2 separate regions of the Homo sapiens genome follow, and region 1 is linked to region 2. The links are chromatin loops, found by intact Hi-C in ENCODE. Cell type or tissue: endothelial cell of umbilical vein. All regions are shown on one strand. Links, peaks and the distances in the headings refer to the core of each region. The heading gives the core; the rest is flanking DNA.

Evidence for each region. Hi-C counts contacts between places; a loop is a spot of excess contacts. Peaks named below come from ENCODE experiments on the same cell type or tissue, not always from the same donor. Only the 100,000 strongest peaks of a DNase experiment are listed, where the experiment ranks them.
Region 1: it touches region 2 in a loop (2.2-fold over the local background); 1 of 110 quality-filtered maps calls a loop at or near these places.

Annotation. Positions count from the first base shown.
Region 1 is chr13:51,310,471-51,321,108 of GRCh38, forward strand. No RefSeq gene overlaps it. Among named protein-coding and RNA genes, the nearest start is that of SERPINE3, 24 kb to the right of the region's middle. In endothelial cell of umbilical vein, for the core only: no CTCF peak of the experiment used is centred there; a DNase peak (open chromatin) is centred at 4,991; H3K27ac peaks cover 677 bases.
Region 2 is chr13:51,409,856-51,420,493 of GRCh38, forward strand. The region is part of intron 4 of INTS6 (integrator complex subunit 6); the gene reads right to left. Among named protein-coding and RNA genes, the nearest start is that of INTS6, 38 kb to the right of the region's middle. In endothelial cell of umbilical vein, for the core only: no CTCF peak of the experiment used is centred there; a DNase peak (open chromatin) is centred at 5,076; H3K27ac peaks cover 300 bases.

The sequences.
Region 1 (10,638 bases), core at 2,247-7,246, 99 kb before region 2:
GAGGTCAGGAGTTTGAGACCAATAGCGAAAACCCATCTCTACCAAAAATACAAAAAAAATTAGCCAGGCGTGGTGGTGCACACCTGTAGTCCCAGCTACTCAGGGAGGCTGAGGCAGGAGAATCGCTTGAACCCAGGAGGTGGAGGTTGCAGTGAGTTGAGATTATGCCATCACACTCCAGCCTGGGGGACAGAGCAAGACTCCATCTCAAAAAAAGAAAAAAGAAAAGAAAGAAAATAAAATTAAAATTTAAAATGGATAACAAGTATGCAGTCAAAAAATTGAAGCTAAAAGTATTAGGGAAGTTTGTCAGGTACTTAGCTTATTAAAATATCATGTTTTTCTGGATTTTGTATATTATGCTACTTGTTAGATATTTCCAATCTGTAATTTGTTGTGATTTCTTTTCTTATTCTAAGTATTTATTTTCCTATCTAATTTGTTTTAATATTTTCTATTCTTTTTTCTATAAAGTACACCCCAAATTATTTAAACTTCAGGCCCCACAAAACTTGGACCCATACCATGTATTCACTATCAATTTAAAATGTGAACTTGTCAGTCTCCCACATAAAGATTAGAACTAACAGAGCAGGGTGATTTTTATATTATACAGGGTTTTTTATACTAAAGACACTGACATCCAGATCAGCCCAGTAACCTGAGCCAATGAAAACTCTGGAAACAAAGCCCTTTCTCTAAATCCCCCATTAACTCCCCTTTAAACCATTGTCTCTTCAGGGCATGGAAAACAAAAATAGGTTTTCCCCAAAAATCTTCCTAAGCCTCAGTCTGCTTGCTAATCCTCAAGTGCTGTCATTCTCCCAACATGCTCAAGGCCTCAGTGAACTTCTCATTTTACATCTTAAAAGTGGAGAATTAATTATAAGACTTTATTCACTCAGTGATGGAACCTCTGCTGAGTGACACACTTTGCAATCTCATTTGGAGGGCTTGAAATTAACCCAGCATATGCCACACAGCTCCTGAATTCTCAAGGCTGCACAGCTGCCGTGCTGCTTTGGTTTTCATTACATGGGAGGCTTTTCCACCTGCTGGCTATGTCACAAAACCCAATCTGTCCTAGCGGGGCTTTTTTTGTTCACTTATTGAAAGTTTGGTTTTTAGCTATAAGCTGAAATCTGTATGAAAACCTCAACAGACAATAATAGTAGAAGTCGGCCAGGTGCAGTGGCTCATGCCTGTAATCCCAGCACTTTGGGAGGCTGAGGTGGGTGGATCACCTGAGGTCGGGAGTTTGAGACCAGCCCGATCAATATGGTGAAACCCCATCTCTACTAAAAATACAAAAATTAGCCGGGCATGGTGGCATGTGCCTGTAATCCCAGCTACTCGGGAGGCTGAGACAGGAGAATTGCTTGAACCAGGGAGGTGGAGGTTGCAGTGAGCTGAGATTGCACCACTGCACTCCAGCCTGGGCGACAGAGTGGTACTCTGTCTCAAAAAAATAAAAAATAATAGTAGAGGTTAGTGTTGTTCTTCTGTGCATTTGGAGAAAAAAAGTTTCCCTTATATTCCTGGCAACTACAGGAACGCATGGTTCAACTCTCCCTTGCAGAGAGAACTTGTTGCAGGCAGTATAGCTGGCTGTCAGCTGCTGCCCCTTCGGGATACAAAGCAGCTCACACAAGGCCATGCTCTCCCTGGGCTGCTCCCAGACAATGACTGGGCACAGTGGGATTTTAGAGCCAGAACATTCCTGCCCAATGCAGGATCCTCTAACAAGCAGTCTTTGCTCTGGAGCTCCCCATTGTTACCCAAGACTTTCTCACAGCTGCAAACTCTCAAGCTCTCCCTACCCAATCTTTTCTCCTTCCCTTTCTCCTCTCCCAGGTGTCAGGCCAGTATTATAGTCTGATGGCTCTCTGCGCCACCTCCTGCCCCTTCTTTCCTTTGTTCATCCCAGATACTTCCCCCAGTGAATCTCTTGCACGTCTAACTTCATCTTAGCATATGCGTCTCCAAGGAGTCAAACTGATACACCACCTTAGAACTGCTGAATTATGTGAGTAAAAGGGAAAAAAATTAATGCTATCATTTTTTGCAAAGAAAGACAGAAAATAATAATATTTATGGAGCATCTACTCTGTCAGGTATTGCTGGGCATTTGAAAATACATTGTCTCATTCAATTCATAAATGAGAGCTTTTTTTTTTTTTTTTTTTTTTTTTTTTGAGATAGACTCTTGCTCTGTCACCCAGGCTGGAGTGCAAGTGGTGCAATCTTGGCTCACTGCAACCTCCGCCTCCTGGGTTCAAGCAATTCTCGTGCCTCAGCCTACCCAAGTAGCTGGGACTACAGGAGTGCACCACCACGCCTGGCTAATTTTTGTAATTTTAGTAGAGAGGGGGTTTCACCATATTGGCCAAGCTCGTCTGGAACTCCTGACCTCAAGTGATCTGCCCACCTCAGCCTCCTAAAGTACTGGGATTACAGGCATGAGCCACTGTGCCTGGCCAATGGGAGTATTCTTATCCTTAGGATTTTAAAAATACAGGTGAAATTCTGGTTGACAAAGTGACTGTGGATGCCCTGGGTATTTACAGAGCTGTCAGCCTGACTTAGCTTTCTAGAGAAATTCTAGATTTGAAGTCAAGAGGCAGTTTACATACAGTTTTCCTGAGCTTAGGGGAAGGGCTAATAAATACGTTATTTTGTAGGTTGCATGGAAGGAAAACTATTACCTTTAGTGATCTTATATCCTTCCTTCACCCTAGCCCCTCTCAGATGAGAAATCTGCCAGGCATTCTTTCCTTATTGACTGTCCACCACTCTAGTTCTGAGAATTCTCTGCCAAAGTCCACACTGAGCCTGAATCTATGTGGTGGAGTCTGTCTTTCCACTGTAGCGTCAAATCTGACAGCAAAAGTTGGATCAAATTGTGGCTGTAGAATATCATGGAATGTTTAAAGCAATGTTTGCAACAACATTTATTTGGAACTCCCTAGCCTTTTTAATTATAAAAAGAATATAAAATCAAAAGAGTAAAAATATGGCTTAAAATGTTGGGTAGATATAGTAATAATGATAGCACCAACTGCTAGAACATCTGCTGACATCTCACTGCTTTCACCCGGCAGAAGCTTGTTTCTTGATTTTGTGAAGCCCCATGGTGGTGTTGGTGGGGCAGATGGTGAGGTCCTGGGCCACATGCAGTCACTCAGAAACCCAGATCCACAGAGGCTCTGCCATCTTCAATACCTGACATTTGCAAGATTGCCTTGGGTGTCAACGTCCATGTTGTATAGAAGGAGAAGGGAGAGAAGAGCCTGCTTCTGCTTTGCTGCTCACATTACAGCCATTGACAGGAACCAGCCACACAGCCAAACTTAAGATGCAAGAGTGGCTGGGCAAGAATGTGTCATGATGTGTGGAGGACAGTGGCCATCTCTGCCAAGCTGGCAATGCCACCTAGGGTGGCCACAATCTCAATTTGCTCAGAATTCTCCAGTTTGAGCACTGAAAGCTCCATGTCCTGGGAAATCCCCTCAGTCCCAGGCAAACTGGGACAGTTGTTATCCCATTAGTCAAAAATGAATTAACAATTTCAAATAATTTTTAGACAAAATTGGTTTTATATGAAATCAAGCATTTTGCAGATGATACAAAAACCTGAGTAAGTGATTAGAAAATTTTAAGAATTTATGAAAACAATGACCAGCAAGTAAAAGAGATACAATTGGCTGAAAGTAAATTGGAAATAAAATATTATAAAAACAATAACCTCCAAAGCTATTAAAAAATCTTCAATATGTGAATACACGTGGACACAAGGAGTGGAACAACAGACACCGGGACTTCCTTGAGGGTGGAGCTGGGAGGAGGGTGAGGACGGAAAAACTCTTCATCGGGTGCTATGCTCACTACCTGGGTGACAAAATCATTTGTACACCAAACCCCAGTGATTCGCAATTTGCCCATGTAACAAGCCTGCATATGTACCCCTTGAACCTAAAATAAAAGTTGGAAGAGGCCGGGCGTGGTGGCTCACGCCTGTAATCCCAGCACTTTGGGAGGACGAGGTGGGTGGATCACGAGGTCAGGAGATCGAGACCATCCTGGTTAAGACGATGAAACCCCGTCTCTACTAAAAATACAAAAAATTAGCCAGGTGTGGTAGTGGGCGCCTGTAGTCCCAGCTACTTGGGAGGCTGAGGCAGGAGAATGGCGTGAACCCAGGAGGCAGAGCTTGCAGTGAGCCGAGATCACGCCACTGCACTCCAGCCTGGGCGACAGAGCGAGACTCCGTCTCAAAAAAAAAAAAAAAAAAGTTGGAAGAAAAAAAATCTTCAGTATGCGAGAAAATGAGCAAAAATGCTTAATAACACACAAAAAATATTGCTGAACTGCCCATCTAGTAAAATAAAATCAATATCTGAAAAAAAAAAAACAGTACTATTCACTTTCACCAAGTCCATGTGTTATTTTAAATGACGTGTTTCAGCCAGTGTTTCCACCCATTTGTTTGATGCCACCTCACCCGGGCCCTGCTCTGTGTTAACTGTAGAGTGGGTCCTGATTCTCTGAGAAGCCCTCTCAAACCAACCCACCCACAGGTAATCACTACCTTACCTCCTCCCCAGCTCCTTTTTGTTTTAACATCTTTAGTCAGCTTTGCCTCTTGAGGTCTCGTTCTCCTCACCTGCATGATCATTTCTCTCAAGCACAAACGCAAAGAGTTTCCTTGGGGCGTACTCTCCTCCCCCACCCTCCAAAATGTCTCATTCCAAAAAGCAACACAAAGCAAAGAAAGTCTGAAATCTAGTTCCCACATTCTCCCCAGAAGGAAGAGATGCTTCATTGAATACCCTGCTTCCCTCAACCCCCTACACACACACACACACACACACACACACACACACACACACACAGACATACAGAGACATCAGAATTAATCTCTCCCTTCCATATGCTTATACTTCCTTTGGGCTTCCTCTGTGAGTGCCTTTCATGGGCTGCTGGGAGCATGTGACTTCCCCTTTGCTACTCCTGAACTCCTTAAGGAATTCCACGTTGCGCCTTACCCCTCTCAGGAGCTCAAAATGCATTCCATTGTGTTGAAGTTTGACTTGAAAATGTTAGATGAGGACAGGATCCACAAACTTTAGTCTCATGATAAAATAAAATTCTCTAGGGAGACTGGAACAGCTATAGCATTTGCATTTAAACAATTTGGCAATTTCTGTGAGAAATTTGAGCTCTAGAAGGCCACATGGACAAATCCATAAATTCTGGCTCTCAGCTTCAGCTGTTGGGAACCGTAAAATTTTCATTCTTGTTCGTGGCCTTTCAGTTTTCAAAGCACTGACTCCAGCTAAATATCCCGGGCACTGGGGGTTATTTGCTTAGGTCATTGCTGATTTGAAGAAAGTGAGTGGGGCTGAACCAGCTTTTGCTTTTCACAGCTGTGAATCACAGCTGTGAATCCCCAGGGTGCTGAAATAACAGTACGGTGCGCTAATCCAATCTGTGCTTTTCCTGGGGGCTGTCATTACTGCAAAATGAGGTGAGCTGGGTGGATGAAAAGCTCCAAGGTGGCTACAACACTGTACAGTTAGAAGTGGTGCAAAACCATGTCCAGGGCTTAATGAAGGGTTGTGATCAGAGGAGAAAGTAGCCAGGGACCCAGGGGCTATTCTACTATAGCCACTATATGTACTATACACACACACACATATATATACACTATAACCTCTATACATACTAATATACCTACTATATACAGTGGTATGTGTATATATCAATAATTACTTTGGCTACTACTGTAGTTACTCCCTGCTGTACTGTCAGTCTGTCCAGCGTTCGGCTCCCCTATTCCCACCACACTGGCCTCTTTCAGCACCTTGAGTGTGTCATGCTGGCTCCCAAGTCAAATCGTATAGACAGGCCCCTTTCTTAAAGCCCACCTCGCCATGATGGAAGACAAGCCCCTCTTACAATACCAGATGCCATAGTGATTGCTGGAGTGGTATATCCATTACAAGCCCTTTTTGGTATATCAATGAATCTCACTGTTGTTGACTGAATTGTGTCCCTCTGAAATTCATATGTCACCCTCAGCACCTCAAAGTATGACTGTATTTGGAGACAGAGCCTTTAAAGAGGTGATGAAGTGAAAACGAGGTCATTAGGCTGGGCCCTAATCCAGCATGACCAGTATCCTTATAAGAAGAGGAGATTAGGACAAGAGACAGGTACAGGGGAAAGACCATGTGAGGACCCATTGAGAAGGCAGTCATCTAAAAGCCAGGGAGAGGGGCCTCAGAAGAAACCAACCCTGCTGATCAACCCAGCTTGATCTTGGACTTCTAGCCTCCAGAACTGTGAGAAAATAAATTTCTGTTGTTTAAACCACCCCATCTATGGTATTTTGTTATGGCAGCCCAAGCCAACTAAGTAAGACGCTCATACAACATGGAACAGAATCCTCTCAAGACCTCTACTTGCACACAACATTCCATGGCTCCAACTTCTTACACTTGGCTCCACTGGGCTGAGGAACACTCCGCTGTTCTACCTTGGGCCAGCTAATTGGCCCAGGCAGATAATCCAGACTGGTTAATCTCCGGTACCTGGCAGCCCACTTCCGTACAGTGACCAAATATTAAGAGGTAGGGGTTAATTGAGGCGCCCGTAATCCATGCTGACTGCCTGTCTCTGTGTCTACATGGTACCAAAGGTTAAAAAGTATTAAGAACCTTAACCATGAACTTGAGGTTCCAGGGTTACAGACTTGATGCCCAATCCTATCCTCAAACATAATACTTGCTTTCATCCCTGGAGCCAACTCGTGGATCTGAAGTTTCTCAAAGAGAAAAGCTTGTCATAAGACTGGTCAGCTGTCTGATATCAAGGCCTTTTATGGGAATCAATCAATGATTATTCATCAGTTACCCCTGGCACTGTGGGAATTTCAAGGAAATATTATACTTGGCTCCTGTCCTCAACATGGTGACTGTATAGTTGGGATTGATGTGGTTTAAGATCTTCAAAAGTTAAACAAAAATAAAGGAACTGAGTAACTAAGCAAAGGTCAGAACTGATGCCTGATTCTGTCTCTCATTAGCAGTGTGATCTAAGCAAATTCTTCAACCTCTGAGTCTCAGGGGCCTTCCTTGGCCCAGTGAGGATAAGAGAACCTTCCTCACAGGGTTATTGTGAGAATGAAACAAAACACCATACATAAGAAGTACCCAGGGCAGAAATGGTGGCTCACACCTGTAATCCCAGTGCTTTGGGAAGCTGAGGAGGAGCATCACTTGAGGCCAGGAGTTCAAGATCAGCCTGGGCAACATAGCAAGGCTCCATATCTACAAAATAATTTTTAAATATAGCATGGCATGGTTGTGAGTCCCTGTAGTCTCAGCTACTCAGGAGGCCCAAGGGGAAGAATCCCTTGAACCCAAGAGTTCAAGGTTACAGTGAGCTATGATTGCACTACTGCATTCCAGCCTGGGTGACCGATCAACACCCTGTCTCTAAGAAAAAAAAAAAAAAAGTTTTCAACTAAGTGCTTGGCACCTAGTAAGTGCTTCATTTAAAAAAAAAAAAAAGAAAATCAACAAGTGCAGGCCAAGTAGGCAACAGCAGTGAGTGGGAGATGGTCACAGGACCTTGTTCTAGTGTTTGCCCAGTATTTACTGAGGACTTAGTATGTGCTGGAAACCTAGCTCTGTGTTAGAAACACAAGAAAGACCTGGTTACAAGCTGCTCCCAGTCTGGTGGAGGCAGGCAGGTAAACAAGAAATAAGAGACCAGTACTGAGTAGGACTTGGGGTTTGTATAATCCTGACTCATCAGGCCATTCACTGAAGAGGCTAAAATGAGCCCATGAGGCCGGGGATCATTTTGACACACATGCTCAGAAGGGTTTATTGAGGTTCCTACCTCACTTTGCAAATTGGTGTTTTGTCTATAACGGCACCTTAGGGGTCTATCTGGGCAAGGGTAAGACCTGAATTCAGGTGGGGATACATTGTAGTTTTCTGTGGTCCATCTGGATTGAGGTAGGGTCCCAAGCAGACCCAAGAGATTTCGGGAGTCATAGTCTAGCTCCTTGACAAGGGCTAGTGTACTAGTTGGTGTCCTCCAAACAGAACCAATAGGAGATTATCTATCTATCTATCATCTATCTATCTATCTATCTATCTATCTATCTATCTATCTATCTATCTATCTGTACACACACACACACACACACACATACCTATTGAGAGAGTGAGATTAAGAGATTTATTATAAGCTACTGGCTCACACAATTATGGAGGCTAAGTCACAAGATCTGCTGTCTGCAAGCTGGAGACCCAGGAAAGCCAGCGGTGTCATTTGAATGAAGGTCTGAGAGTGGGAGAGCTGATGGTATAGATTTTGGTCAAAATCTGAAGACCTGAGAAACAGGAGCACCGTGGGCTGGAGATCAATGTCCTAGCCCAAGCAGTCAGATAAAGAGCAACTTCAACCTTCCTCCATCTTTTTATGATTCAGGCTAACAATGCATTGGATGATACACGCCCACGTTGGGGAGGGCCATCTGCTTTATACAGTTCAACAGTTCCAGTGCTAATCCCTCCTGGAGATGCCCTCACAGACACACCCAGAAAGAATGTTGAACCAGGTATCTGGACATCTCATACCCCAGGCAAGTTGACACACAAAATTAACTATCACAGCTAGGTAAACTGTCATCACTTAGACCAAGCACAGCCAGAATCCAGGGATAGTCACTGGTCTCAGAATGGGGCCTGTACCTGAGATGGAAGCATCAGAAACCCTAGGAACAAGGAGCGTGTAACAGGAAGAGGGGAGGCATTAAAGACAGTTGTAGTTACTGCTTAGTGGAGAATTTATTCTATGCCAAGTGCTTTCTAGGAGTCATCTCCCCTGAGCGTCACAGCAACCTTAAGGGGTAAGTCTTTATTACCCCTGTTTTACAGAGGAATCAGAGGCTTGGAGAACTTAGGAAGCAACCCAAGATCTCATAGCTAGAGAGATCAGCAACCCAGCCCAGGTGTGACTCTGAAGTTCACATCTTTAACCTCTCCACCCCACTGCCTACAGGCGAGGCCCCTGGCATTCAGCAAACAAGGGCTCAGGCCAGCAACGCTCTCAGGATAACAATAGCAAGACTGACTCCATTTCTTACCCACGGTGGGAGATAGATTCTTCCTGTATTTACTGACCTGGTCAGCACTGGCTTCTGAGCCAGGAAGGCAGAGTTCATAGGTGCCTTGCTTCAGTTACTTCTGTTGAGGAGGGTAGGGGGAGACAGTTGTTAAGACCTAACAGCAATAACAGGTAAGAAGTGAAAAATTCAGGGCCTACATTTCCTCCATTCAAATCTATAAAATAAACATTTGAATGGCAAACTGTGTTTTCTACTTCCTACCTGGATGCTCTGATAAACAAACTCTAAATTATCTTCTTTTTCTCATGTTTAGGAGTTTTCCGGTGCTTCACAATCATTCTGATCATTCTTAGTGATATGGTGAACTCTGAGAAGAAATGGCTTATGTTTCTTCCTGCATGTCATCCATCCATGTAGATTTCATGAGGAGTTTTAGCTGGAAGAAGCAAGCCAGAGAATGCATCTTGTAGTACCAGTCACTAGAGATGTTTATTTCATAAAGAGAAGTGTTGTGATGTTCACACCTATGAAACCAGTTGAAGTGGGCTTCCCGCCAGAGGACGGCCGACAACGACCAACACAGTAGATGTGAGGATGTCCCATATCCAGAAACCAGATCTAGCCCCTATCTTTGGTACCAGAGGGAGGGACCCAGGCATTTTTAGGGCCTGTCCAAGCCCGAGCAAGAAGGAAATCAAGGCTTAGGCCATGCTGGGGTTTCAGGCACAGGGACAGGGCATGGGTATAGATAGAGCCAGCCCATAGCGGCACTGGAGTCAATCAATGGCCAGTGCAGGGCAGCGTGGAAGGACTCAACACCCAATTCCAGAGATAAGACAGTAGATCTGCAGCAGAGTCTGGATGGCATGGAGTAAGCCAGGTGTGCCTGGAACAATGGCCGGAGGAGACAGGTGCATGGGCCACACTTTTTACAGTAACACGCTCACTGCCGGCATGAATCTCCAGACTGGAGGAGAGAGGCCTGTGAGGAATGCCTCCTTGTTTACACACATCCCAAAGCAGCTCCCTGGCTCTGCCAACAGGGCTGGACATCTCCAAACAGGGTGATAAATCCTTGAATTCATTTCCTAGGGCTGCCATAGCATAGTACCACACACTGGGTGACTTAGAACAACAGAAAGCTACTGTCTCACAGTTCTGGAGGCCAAAAGTCCAAGATCAAGGTGTGGATGGGGTTCATCCTCCTGAGGGCTGTAAAGGAGGGTCTGTTCCTTGCCTCTCTCCTAACTGCAGCTGCTTTGCAGCAATCCTTGGTGTTCCTTGGCTGGTAGAGACATTGCCCCACCTCTGCCTTCATCTTCTCATGGCCTTCCCCCATGTGCTGTCCCTGAGTTTCCCCTTCTTATGAGGACACCAACCATAGGGGATTAGGGTCAGCCCAGTGACCTCATCTTAACTTGACCACATCTGCGAAGACCCTGTTTCCAAATAAGAGCACATACGGAGGTGCGAGGGGTTAGGACCTCAACATG
Region 2 (10,638 bases), core at 2,062-7,061:
TAAAAAGCTTCAAGGAATCTAGAAAAGCTACTAGGTAACAAGAAAATTTAGAAAGGTCACAGGATACCAGGTAAAGATGCAAAAAAATCAACTGTTTATGTACTAACAACAAATCATCAGAAGTTGAAAGTAAAAAGACCAATCAATAATAACATCAAAATATATAAAATACCCAACATATGTATAAACTCCCATCTGAAAACTACAAATATTGCTGAAAAAATCAAACACTTAAATCTGAAAAATATGCCATGCTCATGGATCAGAATAGCCAATAAGGTAAAAAGTGTCATTTTTCCCTCAAACTGATTTATAGATTCAATGTAATTCCAATAAAAATTGCAGTAAGCTTTCTTATAAAAACTAATAAACCTGATTCTAAATTTACATGTAAACTCAAAGGACCTAGAATAAACAAAGCAATTTGGATAAAAACAAAGTTGGAGACTTAACTAAATGATTTCAAAACTCGTTATAAAACCACAGTAGTTGACACCATGTTGTATTGCCGAAGACACAGGTTATCAACAAAACAGAATAGAAAGTCCAGAAACAGCCACACAAAAACATGGCTAATTGACTCAATAAAGATGCTTCAGCAATGAGGAAATGATAATCTCTCCAATAAAAATGCTGATACAATTAATTATCCATATGTCAAAAATAAACCTCAACACTTTCCTCCCATCATACACAGAAATTCTAAATGAATTATTTCTCTCAAAGTAAGGGCACAAACTATAAAGCTCCTTGGAGAAAATACAGGAGAAAATCCTTAGTATCTCAGACTAGGAAAAGATCTCTTAAATAAGACACAGAAAACACAAACTAAAAAGAAAAAATAAATATAAAACTTTACTCTTCAAAAGACACTCTAAAATATAAAAAGGCAGCTAAAGACTGGGAGAAAGTATTTGAAAAACATATATCTAATAAAGAACTTGTATCCTATCCAGAATATGTAAAAAATTCTTATAACTCATTAGCAAGAAGACAGACTATCCAATAAAAAACAGCCAAGAGGTCAGGATGCTCACTTGACCAAAGAGATACAGATAGAAAATAAGCACATGGAGCTGGGCACCATGACTCACACCTGTTATCCCAGCACTTTGGGAGGCAGAGGCAGGTGGATCACCTGAGGTCAGGAGTTTGAGACCAGATTGGCCAACATAGTGAAACCCCGTCTCTACTAAAAATAAAAAAAATTAGCTGGGTGTGGTGGCGGGTGCCCGTAATCCTAGCTACTCGGGAGGCTGAGGCACGAGAATTGCTTGAACCCGGGAGGCAGAGGTTGTAGTGAGCCGAGATCGCGCCACTGCACTCCAGCCCGGGTGACAGAGTGAGACTTTGTCTCAAAAATAAATAAATAAATAAATAAATAAATAAATAAATAAATAAGCAAGCAAGCACATGGGCCAGGTGCAGTGGCTCACGCCTGTAATCACAGCACTTTGGGAAACTGAGGAGGGTGGATGACCTGAGGTCAGGAGTTCGAGACCAGCCTGGCCAACATGGTGAAACCCGTCTCTACTAAAAATACACAAATTAGCTGGGCATGGTGGCGGGCACCTGTAACCCCAGCTACCCGGGAGGCTGAGGCAGGAGAATCATTTGAACCTAGGAGGCAGAGGTTGCAGTGAGCTGAGATCGTGCCGTTGCACTCCAGTCTGGGTGGCAGAGTGAGACTCCATCTCAAAAAAAAAAAAGAAAAGAAAAGAAACACATGAAAAGATTTTCAATATATTTAGTTACTTGGGAAATGCAAACTAAAACCAAAAAGAGATAATAAAACTTTAAAAACTGAAAAAATTCAAGTGTTGGAAAGACGTAGAGTAACTAGGACTCTCATACATTCCTGGTTGGAATACAAAATAGTACAAACACTTTGGTAAACAATTTTGCAGTTTCTTATAAAGCTAGATATATACTTATCATATGACCCACCAATTATGCTCGTAGGTATACACCCAAAAGAAATAAAACATAGGTCTACAAAAAGACTTGTATACCAATGTTCACAGTAGCTTATTCATAATGGTCAAAAAACCCAAATGTTCCCTCTGGTGAATGGATAAGCAAACTGTAGTATAGCCATACAATGGAATATGGCTCAGCAATAAAAAGAAACAATCTACTGACATATGCAGCAAGAATGAATCTCAAGAGCATTATGCTAAAGAAGCCAGCCACATATTATATACAGTGTATAATTTTTTGTGTCCACTGTATAATTCCAAATTCTAGAGAAGACAAAACAATAGTGACAGAAAGCAGGTCAGTTGTCAAGGGAGGGTGATAGGAACTACAAAGGGAAATGAGAAAATTTCTTTGGAGTAACATATATTTTATACTATTGTTGTAGTATTAAATACATTACTTAACATTTGTCAGAATTCATGAAGTTTTACACTTGAAATTGCTGTTTCATTATATATAAATTATACCTCAACAAAGGGGACAATAACAACAACAAAAATAAGCATATGCAAAATGTGAGTGTCATGTATTTAGTAGCCAAACAAGAAAAGGTTCTAGAATGCAAATGCCATTTGACTTAGGATCTAGTGTCTTATATTGTACCATGCTGCCTCCTTTCTCAGAATACTTCCCTAAAGATCCAGGTGAGAATTCTCATTCTGAATCTTTCCATGCGGACACAAAAGATGCAGCACAGAGGTGCTGAGGCTCACAAGCGCACACGTGAGCTCTCTCTCTCCCATGGGAGTACTACAGGTAATTCTTGGGAGAATAACCTGTATGTGCAGCTCTCTCCCTCTTAAGGCAACATAATAAAATGGAAAAACCAGAGTGGTTTCATTATAAGGGATACCTGAAGTACTTTAAACTCTTGTTAACAATAAATTACTTGGCACACATTTCACAACATACCAGTATATCCACATTGTGGCTCAGAATCTGATCCAAACAGACTGGAACACCAGCAAATTCATTCATTTACTTTCAATAAAAATTGATAAAGAACTAATGCTATCAAGTGTGCAAAATTCTCCAGAGTAATTAAAGTTATTGACTTGGAAGAAACTAGATCAACTAGTAGGCAACCCTCAGTAGGTAACACTGAAATAAGTGCAGAATTATTTATGTATATAATCAAATGCGAAATTTCGTGATATTTATAAATGCTTCAAAATTTTATTCAGGGTCTGAACAGCAACTGTGTGACTATTATGTGGCAGGTACTGAAGGTATAATGGTAATCAAAAAGAAAGACAGGATAGTCCTTCCTTGTCACTGTGGGACAGAAAGGCAGTCAGACAGTAAGCAAATAAGCACACAAACTACTACTTAATTACACACTATGATAAATACTATAAGAAAAAAGTTTTTTTTTTAAAGGGTCAAAATAGAATCCTATGCACCAGCCTTGACAAATGCAGATCACAGCCTCTGCTGGGTCCCTTACCTGGGTATTTCTTCTCACTAAACCTCCATATCCCATTTAAAATTCAATCTTCCCTGATGGCACAAGTGTCTCTAAGTCTTCTCTAACCCCTGTAAGAAGAATTAGGGGTCTCTCCTTTTTGTATTGTGATAGAGAATAATAAAATCAGTAAAAATTTCTGAGCACTTATCTCATTTAATCATATGACAACCATGAGATGTAGTTATTATCCCCATTGTAAAGATGAGAAAACTGAAACTCAAAATGAGCAAAAAAATTATACCTCTAATAAGTTGCAGAACCAGGAATCAAACTTTGGTTTTTATGACAGAAACACATTCTTTAACATTTTAAATATCTACCTTAAAAGTGAAATGCAAATAGTAGTATGGATTCATGACCTATTTTCTCTTTCAGAAAAAAATATTTCCTAGCTCTGTACTGAAAAAGCCTGAAAATGATGATTAACTCAATGGCAATGCACCCTTTTCTAAAACCCATGCTATGGTTTCCATATACCACGTCCTAATACATGGAACCTGACCTGATTTCAGGTCTGAAGCAAAAATGTACAAGATAAGCTCAGAACAAGCTGTCACACTAGAAAGCAAAGAAGCTTTCAAGCTTACTTTATCACCCCTTTAATTTCTGATAACTGCCCGTCCACATCTAGTCTCTCCTTCCTTCTACTAATTAAACCCCCCAAATTTTAACTGGACTCACAGCCACCCAAGCAGGGATTAGTTTCCACTCTGCCTTACAGCTAAGTGTGGCCAAATTCTAGTTGATGGAGTCTCATTGCAACGTCATTTATGTTTTAGGTCATGCTTATATTAGGAAGCTGTGTGCCTTTACTCCTTCCCACAGGCTGAAATCCAGTTGTATGATGTGCTGTGAAACCAGCATCAACCATTCAGATAAAAGCAAAGATAGAGGAACAAAGTAGAAGAAACCTGGAACCCTAGACAATAGCTTAGAGCAGAACCACTCCACTTCCCTGACTACTACCAGTTCTATCTTTGATGTGAAAGGAAAAGCCTTCTGTATTTTTAAACCAGCTATTTTTGTCCCAATAGAGAAGCTGAACCAATATCCTAAAAAATATACCTTGCCAGAAGCTTTTCAGAATCCTTGAAGGTTCAACTAGTTGTTTGTTAATTTGTTTTTCTTTGTTGCAGAAAATATGCATTCAAAGAGGCACTGTATGTGTGTTAAGGGCAGGAAAGCACCCATTCTAATCAAACTAATGCTAAATCTTTCCGTGATTTAATAAATAGAAAGTTGGTCCCTCCAACATCTAGTCCAACTCTAGTCCCAATTATTCAGATTTGCTTGGATAATGTAGATGGAAAAGAAGCTTAATAAAAGCTTTTTTTAAAGCAAATAAAATTTTAACATTTTTGGTGAAACTGAGTGGGTATTTCTTAAATCCTATTTCTCAAATATAATACAGCCGCAGGTCCTATTCATAACATAACAGACAATAACAAGAAAATATGTAAGTACTATCAGGCCTTTATAGATTCATTTCCGTTTCTTCCTTCTATATATGTATGTATGTAGTTCTTCTATACACACACACACACACACACACACACACACACACACAGTTCTAAGACTCAAGATTGAATTCCTCAACTTCCTTTCTCTCCCTATGATTTCACCGTCCAACAATCCCAATCCCTACTTCTTTCTAATTATTTCCAAGAACAATTCGAAAGTCAAGAATATCCAAACTGAAATGATGCAGTGGAAAAAGGTATACTAAACAGATCTGCCTATCCTAGAATATATAAGAAACTCACAATTAAAGAACTACTGCATTCTGTTATAGCAACTTAATACCCTGACAAGTATGAGAGTTTTTTTTTTTAAAGGAAAGGATGTACTAAATGGCACAGAACCGTTCACTTAAAAAAAAAATTCTTTAAAAATCTCTCTATTTGAAAAATTTCAATCTCACAGAAAAGTTGCAGTGATTGTACTATGAGCTCCAGGGTCCCATTCATCTAGATTCATAGACAGTTTACATTTTGTCACATTTACTTCTTTCTCTTTTATATAATAACAATAATAATAATGGTGATTGATATGGTTTGGCTGTGTCCCCATCCAAATTTCATCTTGAATTGTAACTCCCACAATTCCCACATTTTGTGGGAGAAACCCCCATGGGAGGTAATTAAATCATGGGGATGGGTCTCTGCCATGCTGTTCTCATGATAGGGAATAAGTCTCACAAGATCTGATGGTTTTAAAAACAGGAAGTTTCCCTGCACAAGCTCTCTCTCTTTGCCTGCTGCCACCCATGTAAGACATGACTTGCTCCTCCTTGCCTTCCACCAGGATTGTGAGGCCTCCCCAGCCATGTAGAACTTTAAGTCCATTAAACCTCTTTCTTTTATTAATTGCCCAGTCTCGGGTATGTCTTTACCAGCAGCATGAAAATGGAGTAGTAGAGTAATATATAATTATTAATATTTGACAAACTATTTGAGAGTAAGTTGAGTCACCAAGCCTTTTAGGCCAAATACACACACTTCTGTGCAGATGAACACGGATAAAGCCACGGGAATGAAATTGTCCAAGAGTATGTCAGTAAACGTGTAAGAAAATCTAAAACTAAACCAGTAACACTCAGGGACAGGCAAATACACTAAGGTCAAGGATGGAAATTAAAACAAAACAAAAAGCCAAAGCAGAGCCAGGAAAGTGTAAACACAGAAGTCAAGAGAAGCTTTAAAAAACAGTGTTCAATAGTGCTGGCAAAACATCATGAAAGAAAAACTAAAAAGCAAATTTGGATTTGGAAGATAAGGACATTATTAGTGATCTTATTAACAAAGGTAGAATCAAAAGTCAGACTGTAATAGATTTAAAAGGAGGTAGAGAAGTCAAGGAGATAACAGAAATGATCTCTAAATTTGTTGCAAAAGGAAATAGAGAAGATAGGCACCAGAGAGGAAAATAGTGTGGGTGTATGAGAGTAAAGATACAAGTTCTTCTATTTGTTTCATTCATCTATTTAAAGTGGCTGAACCAGGAAGTCAGAGTTGTACAATCATCACCACTGTCTACTTTCAGAACATTTTGATCACCTGAAAATGAAACCCTTCTATATACATTAGCATCCTACCCTTATCCCAAGCCTCTGGCAACCACTTATTTCTGTTTCTATGGATTTGCCTATTCTAGACACTTCATATAAATGGAAATTTGCATCAAGTAGCCTTTTGTGTCTGGCTTTCACTTAGTTTTCAAGGTTCATCCATGTTGCACTATGTGAGAGAATTGTATTCCTTTTTAAGGCTGAATAATATTCCATTGTATGGATGTATCATATTTTGTTTATCCATTCATCAGGTAATAGACATTTGTGTTGTTTCCACCTTTTGGCTATTATGAATGACATTAATATGATGTTCACTTACAGGTTTTTGTGTAGACATGTTTTCATTTCTTTAGGTATATACCCCAGAATAGAATTATTGGAGTTAGCATAAGGTAACTCTATGTTTAACTTTTTGAAGAACCACCAAACTATTTCCCAAAGCAGCTGCATCATTTTACATCCTCACTAGCAAAGTATGAAGGTTACAGTTTCTCTACATTCTCACCAACATTTGTAACTGTCCATCTTTTTTATTATATGTCATAGTAGGTGTAAACTGCTATCTCATTATGGTTATAATCTGCATTTCCCTCATGACTAATGATGGTGAGCATCTTTTCATGTACTTACTAGCCATTTATGTATCTTCTCTGGAGAAATGTCTAATCAAATCCTTTGACCATTTTTAAATTAGATTGTCTTTTTATTTTTATGTTGTTACAGTTCTTTATATATTCTGGATATCATGCCCTTCACAGATAAATGATTTGCAAATATTTTCTCTCATTCTGTTACTATCTTTTCACTTTCTTGACAGTATCCTTTGAAACAAAAGTTTTTAATTCTGAAGTCCAATTTGTCTAGTTGTTCTTTGTGCTTCTGGTGTCATGTCTAACTAAAACTTGCCTAATCCTAGGTCAGGAAGATTAAGCCTATGTTTTCTTCTAAGTTTTAGCTCTTATATTTGGGTCTTTGATCCATTTTGATCTAACTTTTGCATATAAGGTAGAGGTTCAATTTCATTCTCTTGCATGTGCATGCATATTCAGTTGGCCCAAAACCATTTGCTAAGAAAATTCTTTTTTTTTTTTTTTTTTTTGAGACGGAGTCTTGCTCTGTCACCCAGGCTGGAGTGCAATGGCGCGATCTCAGCTCCCTGCAACCTCCACCGCCCAGGTTCAAGCCATTCTCCTGTCTCAGCCTCCCGAGTAGCTGGGATTACAAGCGCATGCCACCACACCCGGCTAATTTTTTGTATTTTTTAATAGAGATGGGGTTTCACCGGGTTGGCCAGGCTGGTCTCGAACTCCTGAGCTCAGGCAATCCACCTGCCTTGGCCTCCCAAAGTGCTAGGATTACAGGCGTGAGCTACTGCACCCGGCCAGAAAATTATTCTTTTCTCATTAAACTGTCTTAACTCTTGTCAAAAATCGACTGACTATAAATGTATGTGTTTTGCTGCTAGACTCTCAATTCTATCTCACTGACCTATATGACTGTCCTTATGCAGTACAATACTGTTGCTTGTTTTTTTCTTTTAATCCCACACTAGAGTGTAAAGAGCAATGGACCTGAAAAAATAAAACAAACAGTCAAGTCCTAGCTCTGCCTCTTAGGTAGAAATCAGCCTTACTAAGACATTTTCCTCACCGTCACAGAATTGAGAATTACAGGAGATGTGAAATTACCTTGTAAACAATAAAAGTTAAACACTTAAGTTTACACATTTTTTAAAATAATTAAGCTCAACCTCATACATTATTTTAGTAGCCAGGAATAAAAGAAAGTAATACAGTAACAGTCCTTCACAATCTGTTTCTAAGAACAGTGCCTAGGCACATGGTAAGCCCTAAATACATATTTATTGAATGAAATTAACCATTTTCCAATTGTTTTGCATTCTCTTTATTCATTTCCTATAACTGTTAAGATTATGAGGAAACAATTTATAAATTTAAAAGCATCCTATATCAGCTTTTTCTTTAGTATATTTCCTTGAAAAAAAAAAATCAAGTAAATTTCCCTTAGGCTATTTCTAACTTTAATACTATTATCCAATATAAGCAATGAAGAAGGTTCTCCTCATATCATATTTATTAAGGAAAGGAAAATTAAGAAATTCTAGGCAACAAAGCAAGATCCTGTCTCAAAAAAAATTATTAAAGTCAAAGTGAATCCCATAAAACTTAATGCCAACCCAATTATTTATTGTTAGTTCCTATTGTTACACTCCACAGTTAAAAATGTGTATCCTTAGGAATATCCAATGTACATCCAAAAGGAATTTTTGATTAAAAAATCAAAACTTTTTTTTAGCTTCTAGTAGTTTAAGGTCAATATTTGTTCAGAGGAAAGAGCAATCACTTGACAACCTGCAATACTGAAATACTTTCTTCAACAAAGTTTTACCCCAACAAATTGCAAAGGTAAAGTCTTTCTAATTTTTTAACAACTTTATTGAGAAATTCATCCATTTTATGTGTTCAACGAGTTTTAGTAAATTTACAGAGTTGTACAACCATCACCACCATGCAGTTTTAGAACATTTCCAACATCTTAAAAAGATCCCTGTGCCCATTTGCAGTCAGTCTCCCAAACACTTCCAGGCAAGCACTAATCAACTTTATGGACATTCCATATAAATGGAATAATGCTATATGAGGTCCTTTGCATCTAGGGTAATGTTTTTCAAGTTCATCCATGTTGTAGCATGTCACAATTCATTCCTTTTTATTGCTAAATAGCACTCCAAGTTTCTTAATTTTATGTCTGGTATAGTTCAACCTACAATCATGTCCTCTTTTATGAGGAAGTGAAAACAGATGAGGTGCCAAAAAAACCTGCTCTTTGTATAGTCCACGCTACTTCTTTCTAAAATGCAAATCTAATAACTTTCTCCTCTACTAAAATCTCTTCAATCCATAAGGTTCCCATCTGTAAGGTTCAATCTATAAGGTTTTCATCAATCTGTAAGACAAAGTCGAAACTCCTTGGCAGAGAATATAGGACGTGCCATGCCAATCTATCTAGTCTCATTTCCTGCTGCTGTTTTTCTTGAACACTTTGCCAGCTATCAATACTGAGGTACATACAGTTCTCCCAAACTCTCTTCAGTGACCTTTATGTCTTTGCATACATCTACTTCACAAACTTGAATTAACCTTTCAAAATCCAACTCAAGACATTTCCTAGAGCCAGCTCCGGCCTCACTTTCTCAACTGTACCATCTTATTAGCTTGTGCTTTAATAATTTTACATCTTACACTATGCCATAACTGTACCTCTCATATCAAACTCATGAGCCAGTACCTAACCCTGCATCTGAACTTCACTACTGTTCAATAAGCATCTGTTCACTTTAACTGAATACTCTCTACTAGTGGTGTTCTACCCACTTCATAAAGGAAAAATCAATTCCATAAAGTCCACTCTCTAAAACTAATGTGAAAAGGATCTAACAGAAGTAGTACAATACAACTCCAAGGTCTAGAACAGTAGTCTACAAAACAGGGTATACACCAGCGATCAGCAAACTATAGCCCACCAACCAAATCCAGCCCAGAGCCTATTTTTTGTAAATAAAATTTTATTGAACACGGCCACTCTCACTCATTTAACATACTGTCTATGGCTGCTTTTGCCCTCCAACAGTGGAATAGTTCCAGTACACACTATACAGGCTGAAAAACCTAAAATGTTCACTATCTGGCCCTTCAAAGAAAATGTTTGCTGACCCCTAGTATAAATCATGATCCATGTTATTCAAGAAGCAAAGATCAGAATTTCCTTTGTATAAATTTTTTCCTCTCATCTTTTTAAAGTTCTATTTTAATATATGTTTTTAACATAATAATATTAATGCAGTAGTCACATATATAATTTCTAAATTTAAAAATGTGCATACACTGGGAATGGTACATACTTAATTTTTTTTTTTTTTTACTAATATAGGTGGTTCATTTAAAAAAAAAAAGTTAAGTCTTAGGACAAGCTTTAGCATTTAAATTTAGTAATCAACGTTATTAGCAATCAATGTTATTACATGAATAACTGAGTTCTGTGAGTGCTTCAAATCACAGAGAAAGAGGCCCAGAATTAAACTTTTTCCAAAATACTCAAA